Regions from separate parts of the Mus musculus genome. Here region 2 is linked to region 1. The links are chromatin contacts, found by POLR2A ChIA-PET in ENCODE. All regions are on one chromosome and are shown on one strand. Each heading gives the region's core, a stretch centred on a gene start or an enhancer-like site at or near the end of the contact. The rest is flanking DNA. Distances are from core to core; before and after follow the strand shown. Region 1 holds the start of Prcc (papillary renal cell carcinoma (translocation-associated)). Region 2 holds the start of Cct3 (chaperonin containing Tcp1, subunit 3 (gamma)).

What was found. ChIA-PET counts read pairs that join two places held with the same protein, here RNA polymerase II (POLR2A).
Region 2: POLR2A ChIA-PET joins it to region 1 with 10 read pairs in embryonic stem cell. The contact joins the promoter of Cct3 here to the promoter of Prcc in region 1. POLR2A ChIA-PET finds 5 or more read pairs at or near these places in 2 of 5 experiments (Patski and embryonic stem cell).

What each region holds. Positions count from the first base shown.
Region 1 is chr3:87,883,729-87,887,087 of GRCm38, forward strand. It overlaps Prcc (papillary renal cell carcinoma (translocation-associated)), which reads right to left and starts at 1,834. Exons shown (of 7, transcript NM_033573.2): 1 at 1,147-1,834. The coding sequence starts at 1,614.
Region 2 is chr3:88,295,344-88,298,702 of GRCm38, forward strand. Cct3 (chaperonin containing Tcp1, subunit 3 (gamma)) reads left to right here and starts at 1,792. Exons shown (of 14, transcript NM_009836.1): 1 at 1,792-1,923. The coding sequence starts at 1,893. Tsacc (TSSK6 activating co-chaperone) reads right to left here and starts at 1,656. Exons shown (of 4, transcript NM_001357024.1): 1 at 1,481-1,656; 2 at 48-107. The coding sequence starts at 84.

The DNA of each region.
Region 1 (3,359 bases), core at 584-3,083:
ACAGTATCTAGATGGTGAAACAGATTTAAACAGATCCAGTTGTCAATCTCCAGTAAGACTACATGCTGGACTCCATTTTCATATCTGTAAATAGTATGTTAGGGCTGAGGATATGGCCCAGTTGATAAGGATGCTTGCCTAGCATGCACAAAGCCCTAGACATGAATGTAAGCTGCATAAAGCAGGCATGGTGGTGTTCAGCTGTAATCCCAGCACTCAGGAAGGAGATGGAGGAGAATCTGGAGTTTAAGGACAATCTTAGCTACTAAAGTTGAAGCCAGCCTGGACTACCAAATCCTGCTTCTATAGGTTGTAATCCCAGCTACAGGGGAGACTGAAGCAGAACAATCTAAAATTCAAGTCAGTCTAGACAATCTAGAAAAACCATTCCTCAAAATAAACAATGGAAACAGGGCTGGGTTTTGTAGCTCAGTGGAAGAGCATTTACCTACTATGTGTGAGGGAGGCTACAAGTCCAACTCCCATTGTGTGTGGGGGTGAGGGAGAGGCAATACTCAATTTCTTATACCAGGGATAGTGTAATACACTTTTTAATCCAGCACTTGGACTCTGAGACAAGAGGATCACAAGTTGAAGCCCAAGCTGAGCTACACAGTGATTCAAGAAAAGCCTGGGTTACAATACTAGAACCATGTCAAAATAAGTAAACATTCCATCTCTTCTCTAACTCCACTCATGTCCTTTACCTCCTTCCAGCCTTCTTATTTTAGAGATGGGGCAAAGGATAAGGCTGGTCCTGGATGTTCAACAGGAGCACTTTAGTCCCACCAGCTGTCACTTCAGGCGCCACTTTTAACCTGCCCTCAATATGGGAAGAGAAGCCAACTGAGATAAAGATGCTGAAAGGGAAAGAATTGTCTCCATGCATGCGCCTTAAGCCTGTCAGTACCAAGGATACCACGCATCCCTTTCTGCAAGGAAGTCCCAGGTTCCAGAATGCCTCATGGCCAATACCCTAACTCCCCAAAGCAGGCAAGTTCAGGTGAATTTAACCGCCTTCTAAGAGGATTCCAGCGGCTCGGAGTCAACGGATGCGTTTGTCGAGCTCCATTATGGTTACAAGTCCCTCCTACCCCTAAACTCCAGCCCAATGGGACTTGAGGTGCCCCCCCCCTCCATACTCACATCGCCCTTCTGCAGCTCCGGCGCCGCTATCCTAACCGGTTCGGTTCTCTTCTTTGGCTTGGGAAGGCCCAAGGGGGGTCCGACACCGCCCACAGCTGGGGGCAGACTGAGCCCAGGGCCTTGAGGCGATGGCAGCCCCAGCCCCTCTCCAACTCCCGCAGCTTCAGCAGGGCTCACTCCTGCAGGTGGCGGGAAGCCGCCCAGGCCAAAGGGCAGCGGCGGAGGCGGCTGCAGTCTGGGGTCTCCGGTGGGCGGGGGCAGCAGGAGCGGCGGGGGGAAGGCTGGGGCCAGCATCTGGGGGGGCGGGGGCAGCAAGGCCGGGCCTTTGGGTGCAGGAAGAGAAGCGAACAGGCCTCCTAAAGTGGGCCCTGGCATAGGAGCCGCCACATCCTCTTCCTCCGGCTCCGGCTCCGGCTCCGGCTCATCCGGCTCACTATCGTCGCTGCTGGCATAAGCAACCAGAGACATGGCGCCTCCCGCCTTTGGGACGCCCTTGCTGGCAGACTAGGCCTACTTGAGACCCGGGATGTCCCGGCGGCCTAGTAGGCCCTACCAGCGGGCAAGGCGGGGAACCGAAAAGCGCCTCCTGCTCCGTGCTCTAGAACTATCCCCGGCAGGAACCCATGGCTAGGGTTGATTTCCACCGAGTAAGAATTCCCGCTACACTTAAGCTCCTAGCACCAAGCAACTACACACACCTAATGGCCGCCGAGTCACTCCGCCTACTACTCACCTCACAGACTTAAGAACTACAATTCCCAGAGAAGACTTTAGCAACAACCCCATTCTCTACCTCCGGGAACTCAGTGCAAAGCATGGCGGGAATTGCAGTCTAAAGGTGGCGTAAAGGGTGCGCAGAAAGACTGAGCGAAAGCTTCCTCTGATGCAGTGATTCCTGGGATTCGTAGTTTGTTTGTTTGTTTGTTGTTGTGTGTCCTTTCAAGTCCTATGTTACTACAAGCCCCATGGATCAGCGCGGTAGCACGTAAGCATTTAGAGCATTTCGGTACTTGAAGTTCCTCAGAGCAGCTAAGGATTATGGGAGCTGTGGTACCCTTAGAAACTGCAAGTGTTGTCGGGAAAGTGATGAAGTCTGGGAAAGTAAATAGCTTAAAGGGAAAGTTACCTGTAAATAAAACAGTGATGCTTCCGAGTCGACCTGGGTGTTAGAACAAAGCACCCCAAGAAAAGACAAAGCTCTAGGGTACGTTATAAAATTAAGATTGCGAAGCCAGAAAGAAAACGAGGCCGCAGGCATCTGAGAGCATGGCAAGGGTGGTGTCATGCACCTTGAATCCCAGCACTAGGAAGTCAGACGCGGGCGGAGATCTGTGAGTTCGAGGCCAGCCTAGACTATGAAGTGAGGTCCAGGACAGCCAAGGTGACACAGAAAATCCTGTCTCTGTCTCACAGAAAAAAAAAAAAAAAAAAAAAAAAAAAAAAAAAAAAAAGAGTCAGTGCTCTTAACCAATGAATACACCAGTATACATCTAGTAACAGTACACACCTCCCATGAACGCTATCCCCATGAGTGTGGGGACTTGGGCTCCTTCCTCAGCAACTAGTGAGAAGCACGGGAAACTAGGGCAAGGTATTGGAGAATTGGAGATTAATCACTTTACCTCAGTAAAAGGACAGACTATGGCCCGGTACACTTCCAAGTTCTTAGGGGTTGATCACCTGTGCCCACCCTACAGTGCATGTGTCTTTGGCATTCATTTCTTGGCTGGATGTGCTGTCTTCTCGGCCTTTGCGTATGGCCCTCATATCCACCCACTTTTACTGCAGGCTTTTTCACATACTGCCCGTCTATGATGACGTGCTGTGCAACTGCTCTTCCCTGGCTCCCTGTGATTCTGGATCACTTCTGTCACCCTCTAACTGAGGGCCCTCTACTTGCCATGTCCTTTATACATGAACCCATCTCTCTGTGGGTACCTCCCTGCTCCTAAGAGCAGAAAACCTTTGAGGTCAGCCAACAACGAAAGAGCTGCTAGAGTTTGGCAGGGAGGAGGCTAAAGAACGTGGAAAGGGTGCTTTGAGCGAAGGATGAGGATTGTAAAGACTGTGAAAGGATGTGGCTCTTCCTCACCAGCCTCCTCGCCATGTGTCTGAACATTTGGCTTCATACACAAACTTATACCACCTTCTCTAGACATCTGCTTAAATCTCCCAGAATAACTTGTATACACCTGTGTTTAAACTATACTGAG
Region 2 (3,359 bases), core at 542-3,041, 410 kb after region 1:
GGGGAAGGCTGGCTTCTGAGGGAGGGGACACAGGGGCTGTGACACACCTTTTTCCTTAGTAGGGTTACTAGTGTGCTGCTCCATCTTGACAGCAACAGGTCTGGTGCCTGGGAAAGAATAATAGGGTCACATGGTCAAACAACAGTGTCTTCTTTCCTAAGCACTCCCCTGAAAGCCCGAAGTGTAACAGTATATAACAGTGTATACACTATCTCATAGAGGTGTCTGGTTTTAAATGTAAAATTTTTAAGTTTTAATTATGTGAATATGTACATATATGAGTAGATCTCCCTTGAGTGAGAGGTGACTGTGAGCAGCCAGACATCAGTTCAAGGAATTGTGCTGAGGTTCTCTGCAAGAGCAATATACCCTCTAAGCCCACTGAGCCTTCCCTCCAGGCTGCCTCCCTTATGTGGTCCAGGGAGACTGAAGCCACTGAAAATCGCTATCCTCTTGACTCAGCCTCTGGAGTTTATTACAGGGGTGTGCTACCACACCAAACAAACAACTGTTCTGAAATTGTTAATTTTTCTCCAATTCCCTTCGGCAGTTTTTGTTAGTGCCTTTTCACTGCAGAAGACAAAGCATACCAAATACGAACTTTAAATCTATCACAAACATGTCATGACTCTTTGAGACTTCTGTTTAATTACTAGCCTTATTTTTTTTGTTGTTTTGTTTTGTCTTTTTCCTATATGGGGTGATCTGGCAAGAGGCTTGTCTCCAGTTTGAGATCAGCCTGGTCTTTACGACGAGTTTTAGGCCAGCCTTAGAACTCTGGTAAAGATAATACGGTAATTAAAAAAACAAAAACTCTAGTTTCTTTTGTCACTAACCAGTGACCAGGCTGGGGGGGAGGGGGCGAAGAAGACTCATAATACTGCAAGAAACACGACTTAGGATATTCGGGGGAAATGTGAGCGATCCTCCTTTATGTCTTTTTGCCTTAGACTCAACGTATTTTTCTAAGAAGTAAGACATTAGGACAGGAGAGATAGCTCAACAGTTAAGAGCAATAGATGGTCCCGCAGACAGGGTTACTTCCTAGCACCCACGTGGCGGTTCACAATCAATTCCAGTTCCAGAGGATCAGACTCCCGCTTGATCGCCTCTCACAAGTGGTGCACCTACATACGCACAGGCAAAACAACCATACACATAAAATAAAAAATAGGTACATCTAAAGAACAAGAATTTTCCTTCCTTTTCTTTAAAAAAGAAAACCAGCGCGTCTAGAGCAGTAAACCACAACTCCCAGCATGCTCCGGGGAGGCGGGGAGCCGAGTCGTTGCCTCCCCGCCCCGTAGGACAACTTCCACTTTTACACTGCCTCAATCTCTCGGGCCACGACGGGTATTTCTGGCTCCTCTACTCCTCCCTACCGCTAAGGCTGAAATAAAAAGTAGAGAACTATCATGCCTTCCTTGGCCTTCACGGTCGGACGAGAACCGATGGACAAAACAGAGCTTCATGATCTTACCTACAGCATTAATCCAAAGCCTCCACCCCAGCACCCACCCTCTAGTGGGTACTCATGCGCTGTAGCGAGCCAGCTAACTGCCCGTGCTTTGGCGCTTGCGCAGACATTCTGGCCGCACGCGGCCGGGAGCGGCCACGCCAGTGCGCAAGCGCTTGCGTCTCCCAGTCCCCTACATCATGCCCTCTCTATCTAACTTGCCTTGCCTTTCTTGCGTAGAGGGCGGGGCTAATACTGTCGATTGGCCTATGTTTTTGTCAATCAATAAAATGAGTTTGGTGATTGGCGGCACTTCAGAGGTTAGCAGGTTTCTGTGTCATTCCTGAGGAGGCAGCGTTTTCTTCGCTGCTCTTCTCTCCAGAAGGTTCTGCCGATTCCCCCCAGCTCTGGAGAGTCGGCTCTGCGTCGTGCCGCCATGATGGGCCACCGTCCAGTGCTCGTGCTCAGTGAGTTCAGGGAAGGGATGTCTCTCTCCGCCCCTCTCTCCCCAAGCTGGCCAGTGTTGCCCAGCTCCGTCCCGCCATGACTCGGCCCTCGTGCCTTCCAGTGGTCTTTTCGCCTTGGACCAAGCTCCTTCCCCACTTTTCTTCTCTTGCCTCTCCTGTCGCCTTCTTTTGACAAAATGACTTTCCGCTCTCGGAGTCGCTAGTCTTTACGTGTGCTTCATCCTATTCGCGTTCGGTTCTTTAGTCGCCACCCTCCACGCCCCCGTGTCCTTTACAGCATGATTTCCGTGTAGATAGTAATGATGGTTCTTAACGGTAGGCCTTGCTTCCTATGCTCGGTCCATCCCTCCGTAGAGGCGTGACTTAACGGCAACTCGCTTGATTGATACTTTAGCATCAGTATTTAGGAGGCTGTAGTAGAGTTGTTAAGTTGATAAGTAAAAGCTGCCTTTACCGGCAGATCGAATCGGAAGTGGCATCTTTTCAGTAGCGGTCATTCAGCAACCCTTGTTCGGAAATGACATTCCTGGCGTTCCCGATCTTGGATGTGATCTTTCCCACCAGCCAGTTCTCCCAAATTCCTTTCCTGGTTTTCTTTCCTCTTTAGGGAACGCCACTCATCTCAGTAAAGAGCACCAGTTCCTTGTCAGTTACCTGAGCTATTGAGAATAACTCAGTAAGCCTGGGTCAAAGTTAAACATAGTAAAGAGAAAAACAGATTTAGTCTGGCCACACTGGGAGGAGAGACAAAGGTGTTCAGTGACACTACCTCTCCTACACACTCGTAGACGAGTCCATGAGGTTTTAAGCAGCAGGCCAGATTTGTAAGAAGTCATTATTTTCTGCTCTAGTCTCCTGAGAGAAGTTTACCTACAGGGTGGCTCTCAGGCTTTAGTCTTTTTCCTGTTCTATCGTGAGATTCCTTGGCTTGTGATTGATATTTTGTTTGTTTTCGTCTGTGTATGGCACCAAGATTCCCTGGAATTGGAGTTACAGGCAGTTGTGAGCCACCTTGAGGGGCTGGGAATTGAAGCTGAACCATCTTTCCAGCCTCACAAGCAGACTTTCTTGGTCACTAATCTTTGAGACTCTGTGGCTCCTCTTCCCGGGGATGTTGTAAGGGGTGTGCAGTCTTGTGAAAAATCACTGTCCTACTGAGGCCCATTCAGGGCACTCAAGATATGAATCACTGGAAATATGTAAGCATGCATACAAGGAAAGTACTGGTCAAGACTATGAAGTTGAAGCATTTCAGGTTATCTCTTATTATACCGGGGGTTCTCTCATTATCTGTGTTTTTTGCCTGCCTCTATGTCTGTGCCTGCAGACACCAGAAAAGGACATCAGATCCCCTGGAACTGTAGTTAGAGATGATTGTGAGCTACCATGTTGGTGCTGGAAATGAATGCAGAGATCTCTGCAAGAGCTTCCAAAGG